Regions from separate parts of the Homo sapiens genome. Here region 1 is linked to region 2. Evidence: chromatin contacts called from ENCODE Hi-C or POLR2A ChIA-PET data. All regions are on one chromosome and are shown on one strand. The core of a region is the stretch at or near the end of the contact, and the rest is flanking DNA. Distances in the headings are between cores, read along the strand shown. Region 1 holds the start of FAM13B (family with sequence similarity 13 member B). Region 2 holds the start of LINC01843 (long intergenic non-protein coding RNA 1843).

Region 1 (3,860 bases), core at 936-3,435, 3.5 Mb before region 2:
TGAGGTGGGAGGATCACTTGAGGCCAGGAGTTCAAGAGAGGCCTGGGCAACATAGGGAAACCCATCTCTAAAAAAATTTTAAAATTAGCCAGGCATGGTGGCATGTCCCTGTAGTCCCAGCTACTCAGGAGACTAGGGTAGGAATGCTGCTGGAGGCCAGGAAGTTGAGGCTGTATTGAGCCATAATCCAGACACTGGACCCCAGCCTGAGTGACAGAGCAAGACCTTGTCTCACCAAAAAAAAAAAAAAAAAAAAAAAAAAAAAAAAGGCAAGGGAATCCTTCCCTCTGGGAGCTTACATCTTAGGTTTCATATTCAGAGCAAAGTATTTATTACAGTCAGTTATGTCAACAAGAGCCTGTGTTGCATATGTGGGGCAGGCGGAGGAGGTTTTTAACTCTCTTCGGATTTACTCTCAAGACTTTTACGCACTTATGATAAAGCTTTTGAAGCAATCATATTGCTCCTGTTCTCCAAGCATGGAATCACAGGTAAAGCTTTCATTTAAGATATTTAAAGAGAGATACAAGGCTAAATGCACAGACTGCATCTTCACTGGGCTGCTCTGAAATCAGGCTCTGTTGATCCTGTTTGGCAGATTTGGAAACTTTTATTTCACTTCGCTCAAGTTTAAATAGGCTCTGAGAAATTAATTCGGATAAAACAATTCAACCCAGTGAACAGTGTCCGATTTGTAAACCATGATATGAATTTATTGACAAAAACTGTACAGCTAGTATAACTAGTCCTAGTTATATGCCTTGGACAATCCCTTCTTATTGGGTATGTAGATTTATTTGAGAGACTCCCTGAATGATGGAAAGGCTACTAGCTGAGTTTGGAATCAGAGTATGGGCCTTTGTATGCTCTTAACGGAGATCCAGAATTTAGGTTTGCTAGGATATAAACTCCACGAAGGCAGGGATTTACTGACGTATCTTAAGAGACTAGAACATAGTAAGCATTCACTAAGTATCTGTTGAATGAGTGAGTGAATCTGAATTAAGATTTAACTGCCCTGAGAGTAAGTGTTGGTTCTGGTCATTAGAATCAGTTGCCTCGTTCCTGGACAGAGTTCCTGGGAGCCTCATAGAACATTCTTATTCAGATTCTTCTGGTTTTAGACTCTTTGTGGACCCCACCCTTCGGTTATGACAGCATTAACTGGGTATGTGACACTTAGGTTACACATGGTTTACTCTCTCTGATGAAATGTGGGAGACACTGTGGCCTCTGTAGCCCATTTACAGATCATTTCATAGGGTAACTTTATTTTTTTCAAATCTTGTCCCAAGTTCTATGAGGGTTCTTGTTTTACATTTTCCAAGTTACTAACTTCCAGCTCAGGTAGGTAAGGGACAACTGAATTGTGGTGGCTGCTATTTTTTGTGCAGGTGTTGATCTACCGGCTGTCAAGGAGTCCAAATGGAAGATCTCAAAGCCCTTAACAGACTATAACAAAGAAGAGATTGGCTGAATATTCATACCCTTGTGAGTTCAAGGGAGTTGTAGGGATGGTCTGGGTAGCCATGCAAGTTCAGAGAGCTCATTCTTTCTGCCTCCTTTCAGCTCTGCCTCCGCAGCTGGCTGATTTTAGTATACGAAGCTCCCTGTAAGCCCGCAGCCTATCGACTTCCACAGTCCCAGACTAAGGCACCGAAGCCTTACTGTTCTCTCTGGAGTCTAGGTCAGGTCCTGAGGTGAAGGGGTAGGGTGGGGGCGGGCAGGACGCAGGTGCAGCCCCGTGGTCCCGGATCTAACTCACATCTCTGGGAATGGGAACCGAAGTCACCGCTTAGGTCTCCCCCAGCGGTTTTCGGTTCAGGTCTCTGTGCTCCTCACCTGGATATGGGCGCCCTGGGGGCCTGGCTTCCTCCGCAGAGACCAGAAGCGATCTCTGTGTTCCGGATTTTCCCTTTATCTTTCCTCTCCCCAGTGTCCTCTCTGTTTCCCAACCTCCCCATACCGAGGACCCCACAACCCGCCCCGGGATGGCGCCTGGCTGCTCGCACCCTAATTCAGGACCCCAATTGGTGGGAGAGGAACCGCGGTCCTCAAGCTTGCAGGACACAGGGCCGCTGCCCGGAATGCTGTGGGGGTGGGGACCCTCGCCGCCCCGCCCCCACCAGCGGCCTGCCCCGCCCCCTCCCACGCACGTCACGTCCGGCCCGGCCTCCGCCCGCCAGCCGCTCTCCTCCCGCTCGCCGTTAGGGAGGCTCTGCACCTCAGCCGCCGCCTCTGTCGCCACTCTCTCCCCCTGTTCCGCGTCTGCGTCGCCACCACCGCCGGGGGTATCCGGGGGGTCGCTTACCGGGCTGGCCCCGCGCCACAGCCGTAGCTTTAACCTCCCGTCAGCGGCCGCCCCAGGAAGAGGCTTCTCGGCCGCGGAGCCACTTGGGGCCTCAGTTCTCGCCCTCTTGCCGTCGCCGCGGGTCCTGGAGAAGCGGCCGCGGCCAGGGAACGGGGCATCGCGGTTCCAACGGTAGGTAAACGGGCGGGTACCCGGATCTGCGCATGCGCGGGTTGCAGGTCGCCGCGGCCCTTCCCCTCCTGTTGCCCCCCAGCGCCGCCTGCCACCCGCGCCTGCTCTCGGGCGTTGCGTTTCGGGATGTGGAGGACTCTAGCAGGTGGGGCGTTCCGTGGAGAGGGCCCCCTTTCCGCTGGAGAAAGAGGAAGATGAAGCCGTGTCCCTGGCTGCCGGGGGGTGTGGCAGCCTTGGATTTGCAGCGGCTGCAGTGCAGTTGAGCGGGCGTGCCCCTCACCTCCAGCCCCTCCAGAGTAGATGGCGCGACACCCCACGTTTCTTTGCTGACCTCTCCTGCCCGCTGGCGCTGCGCCTCTTCCCCGCCCACTTCCTTCATGCTGGGCAGTGAAGTTGATGTAGAAGAAAAAGGAGTGTGTTTTATTCTGGGCTCAACTGCGCCCCTTTTTAAGGTCACGTGAGATGAGTGGTTGCGGACTTCCTTAAATCGCTCAGAGAATATAGCCAAAATTGGGCTGTTGGTGCACTGGGGCCTTGTCTAGAATGCGCTCTGCATAGGCCAGGCTGGAGGGGGACACTTTGTATAGCATTAGGGTTCGCGTGGCACGCCTGGTTTCCTAGATGAGGTTGTAGGAATCGGTTGGCACATTTGCGCAGTGGGAAACTGTTAAGCCCTTTTTGTTTGTAATCAGTTAAAATCAAACTGACTTTTAGAAAGACGGTGGATTATTTCATTTGGTTCCCCGTTTCGCCTTCTAATCAGTGAAAAAAGTTGGGCATTTACTTTGAAGGATCTGATAATCTAAAATGGTAGCCAGAATCATTACCAGTAGTAATGCAGACTATTAACATTAACTGGGGTGCACCTGTTTAGAGAGACAGACATTAAAGGGTGGTTTTGAATTATTTGTCTTTTTAGAGCTGGGTTAGTGTGAGGCTATTTTCAACCTTCCTTTTTTGGTAACCTTGAAATGCTTGTTGGCCTGGTTTTCTCACAGGTACTGTGCATTTACTAAGTGCTTGTTGATGGAATTGAATGGACTGATAATTATTTGTATATCCATTGGGAGCGCCTTCTTACTTTTTTTTTTTTTTCCTTGAGACAGTTTCGCTCTGTCGTACAGGCTGGAGTGCAGTGGAGCGATCTCGGTTCACTGCAACCTCCTCCTCCCGGATTCAAGCGATTCTCCTGCCTCAGCCTCCTGAGTAGCTGGGACTACAGGCGCCCGCCACCACGCCTGACTAATTTTTGTATTTTTGGTAGAGATCAGATTTCACTAAGTTGGCCAGGCTGGTCTTGAACTGACCTCAAGTGATCCGCCTGCCTCAGCCTCCCAGAGTTCTGGGATTACAGGCGTGAGTCACCGTGCCTTGCCCC
Region 2 (3,327 bases), core at 720-3,219:
AGACCGGGTCTGGCTATATTGCCCAGGCTGGTGATGAACTCCTGGGCTCAAGCAATCCTCGTGCCTCAGCCTCCCAAAGTGCTGGGATTATAGGTGTGAGCCACTGCACTTGGCCCTGTTTTTAAAAAAGTAAAAATAAAAATAAAAATGTTTTATTGCTGCATAATAGTTGTACCTATTTTGGGGGTACGGGTTATATTTGGACACATGTATACAATGTATAAAACCAAATCAAGATAGTTGGGATACCCATCACCTCAACAACTTTCCCTCTTCTAAGGACACCAGCCATACCAGAGTGGGGCCCACTCTAATGACCTTATTTTAACACTATTAAATCTGCAAAGACCCTGTTTCCAAATACAGTCACCTTTACAGGTACAGGAGGTTAGGATTTCAATGTATATTTTTGTTTTGTTTTGTTTTTGGTTTTTTTTTTGAGACGGAGTTTTGCTCTTGTTGCCCAGGCTGGAGCACAATGGCACGATCTCGGCTCATCGCAACCTCTGCCTCCTGGGTTCAAGCGATTCTCCTGCCTCAGCCACCCGATGAGCTGGGATTACAGGCATGCGCCAGCACGCCCAGCTAATTTTGTATTTTTAGTAGAGACGGGGTTTCTCCATGTTGGTCAGGCTGGTTTCGAACTCCCAACCTCAGGTGATCCACCTGCCTTGGCCTCCCAAAGTGCTGGGATTATAGGCGTGAGTCACCGTGCCCAGCCCAATGTATATCTTTGTTGTGCATGGCATGGAGACACAATTCAACCATAAGCATGGGCAAAGGCTTGGAAGGGTATGGAGCTCAGGGCAGAGCTCTCCACCGTTTGCCACCTCATTACCCACAGCCTTTTTACACATTTCCCCTGGTGACTCACCAGTCCTTACACCTGCCCGGCATGCTCGCACCTCCAGACTCTTGCTCCCATAGCCCCCGTGTCTGTCTCAACTGCTTTCTTTCTCAATTACCAGGCCCACCTCTTCAGGGAGCTCTCTCTGACTTGGAAGTGCCAGTCCCTTCCTCTGTTTTTTTTTTCTTTTTTCTTTTTTGAGACAGGGTCTCTTTCTGTTACTCAGGCTGGAGTGCACTGGAGTGATCATGGCTCATTCCAGCCTCAACCTCCTGGGCGCAAGCAATCCTCCCGCCTCAGCCTCCCAAAGTGTTAAGATTACAGGTGCAAGCCACCACACCAGGCCTCTTTCTCTGATTTCTGAGACTTTCACAGTCTGAGGGTTCATTTAGTCTACAGTGCCCAGGTAGGCATCTTTTTACCTGCCCCCTTCAGCTTCCTCCCTTCTCCATGCCAAGCCCAGGATCAGGGAACAAGAGACCTTGAGTCCAGCCGGATGCCATGGCTCACGACTGTAATCCCAGCACCTTGGGAAGCTGAAGTGGGTGGATTGCTTGAGCTCAGTTCAAGCCCAAGAGACCTTGAGTCCAGCCTCTCAGCCATTTCCAAATTTCCTCTGCACCCTCCCTGCCCAAGTTTCTCACCTGTGCTTGGATGTCCCCATGACCAGGGCATCTGGGCCACACTGTGTCTCCCAGGAGCTCCCTCCCACTGCTTGGAGCCCCATGGAGTCCACTTGGCTTCCCAGTAACCATGGCTGCAGTGGAGCATGACCCACACCTGAGGCCATCTGAGGGACTTGCAAATGGCTCCCTAGCCCAGGGGTCTCTTTTACCCACCTGCCACATGCCAGAAATTCCACCATTAGCAAGTCTGACAGCATCCACCCCTGATAAGGACAGACGCCCCAAGGAGAGACTCTGCCGCGAGTCGCTGGGCCAGTACTTGCTGCCAAGAGCCTGACAGCCTGTTGCTTGGTGACATCTCACTCAAGTCCTTCAGGAAACTTGCACCCCAAAGGCAGGAGGGGGCTGAAGGAGATGGGGCTCCTCTGCAGAGCTTTGTCCAGAGGCAGCAGGCTGAGAGGTGGGGGGGGGAATCTAAGGCAGCCCAATGACCCCACCCTGCCCAGGGGAGAGGCTCTCAGGCCCCACAAGCTCAGCCTCTTCCTGTCTCCCCACACCCCCTTTATTCCTGCACCTCCCTGGCTGGAGAACCGCCCCCTGCACACACTCCCAGCGGCTGGGCAGTTAGTGACCTTTGGACTGGGAAAGCACTGGAGCCTCCTGGGCCCCACACCCTGGCTGGCATTCACCGGGAGCAGGGAGAGTCCCAGAACTGTCACTCTCAGGCAGGCCCAGTCCCTGGTGTCCTCAAGTAGCCAGTCCTGTTCTCCCCTTTCTTCCATGGGGAGGAGCTGGGCACAGGGAAGAGGGCTGGGCCAGTCCTGGCCGGAGGCACTGTGCTGCCACTTGCCCTCAGCCCCACAGGTGCCCCTGGAGTCTGTGCAGAGGCCCGGGGCAGAAGCCCTGGGGGTGCTCCTACTTTCCTGCCAGAGGGGCTGGAGGATAGGATGAGGAAGTGTGCTCAGTGCAAGACCCCGAGAGTCCCAACAAGACTCATTTAGGAGGGTGAGCTAGCCCTGTCTAATAAGGAACTATTTCAGGTTTGCAGTAATCAAGTCTAGCTTGAGGCTGTCCCAAATAGTCAGATAATGGAAGCCAAATGTCTGCAACCATGATTTGGCTCCTGGGCCTAGCTGTTCAGTGCAGACCCAGTGAGGGGCCTCAGCCCTGCACCCAGCTTCCAGGCCCCCACCTCTACCTCAAGATATCAGTGCAGGCCCAGTCCTAGTAGGTCCTCTGGCTAATGAAGCCTCCTGGAGCCCATAGCCCTACCAATTCCAGTTAGAGCCCACATAGCAGACAGAACAAGATGCTTTTTTTTTTTTTTTAAATGGAGTTTCCCTCTGTTTCCCAGGCTGGAGTGCCATGGTGCGATCTCGGCTCACTGCAACCTCCGCCTCCTGGGTTCAGGTGATTCTCCTGCCTCAGCCTCCCAAGTAGCTGGGATTACAGGTGCCTGCCACCACACCTGGCTAATTTTTTTTTTTTTTAGTAGAGACGAGGTTTCACTGTGTTGGCCAGGGTGGTTTCGAACTCCTGACCTCAAGTGATCCACCTGCCTCAGCCTCCCAAAGTGCTGGGATTACAGGCGTGAGCCACCGTGCCCAGCACAAGATGCTTTTCTTTTCTTTTCTTTTTCTTTTTTTCTTTTTTTAAGACTATGTCTCGCACTGTCACCCAGGCTGGAATGCAGTGGCACGATCTCGGCTCACTGCAACCTCTGCCTCCCAAGTTCAAGCGATTCTCCTGCCTCAGCCCCCAAAGTAGCTGGGATTACAAGCACATGCCACCACACCCGGCTAGTTTTTTGTATTTTTAGTAGAAAAGGGGTTTCACTCTGTTGGCCAGGCTTGT

The links. Hi-C counts contacts between places; a loop is a spot of excess contacts on that map. ChIA-PET counts read pairs that join two places held with the same protein, here RNA polymerase II (POLR2A).
Region 1: a loop to region 2 is called in a map with no recorded cell type, with 34 times the contacts of the local background. The contact joins the promoter of FAM13B here to the promoter of LINC01843 in region 2. A Hi-C loop is called at or near these places in 1 of 37 single-sample maps with no recorded cell type. POLR2A ChIA-PET finds 5 or more read pairs at or near these places in 1 of 52 experiments (HepG2).

What each region holds. Positions count from the first base shown.
Region 1 is chr5:138,031,404-138,035,263 of GRCh38, reverse strand. It overlaps FAM13B (family with sequence similarity 13 member B), which reads left to right and starts at 2,185. Exons shown (of 24, transcript NM_001385994.1): 1 at 2,185-2,482. It overlaps FAM13B-AS1 (FAM13B antisense RNA 1), which reads right to left and starts at 2,490. Exons shown (of 2, transcript NR_037900.2): 1 at 2,312-2,490. It overlaps LOC124901077 (a long non-coding RNA gene), which reads right to left and starts at 2,125. Exons shown (of 2, transcript XR_007058952.1): 1 at 2,013-2,125; 2 at 591-1,769. RefSeq lists silencers at 2,477-2,526, 2,537-2,606 and enhancers at 2,113-2,996, 3,097-3,156.
Region 2 is chr5:134,505,194-134,508,520 of GRCh38, reverse strand. It overlaps LINC01843 (long intergenic non-protein coding RNA 1843), which reads right to left and starts at 1,969. Exons shown (of 2, transcript NR_105045.1): 1 at 1,687-1,969; 2 at 1-115. RefSeq lists an enhancer at 1,701-2,355.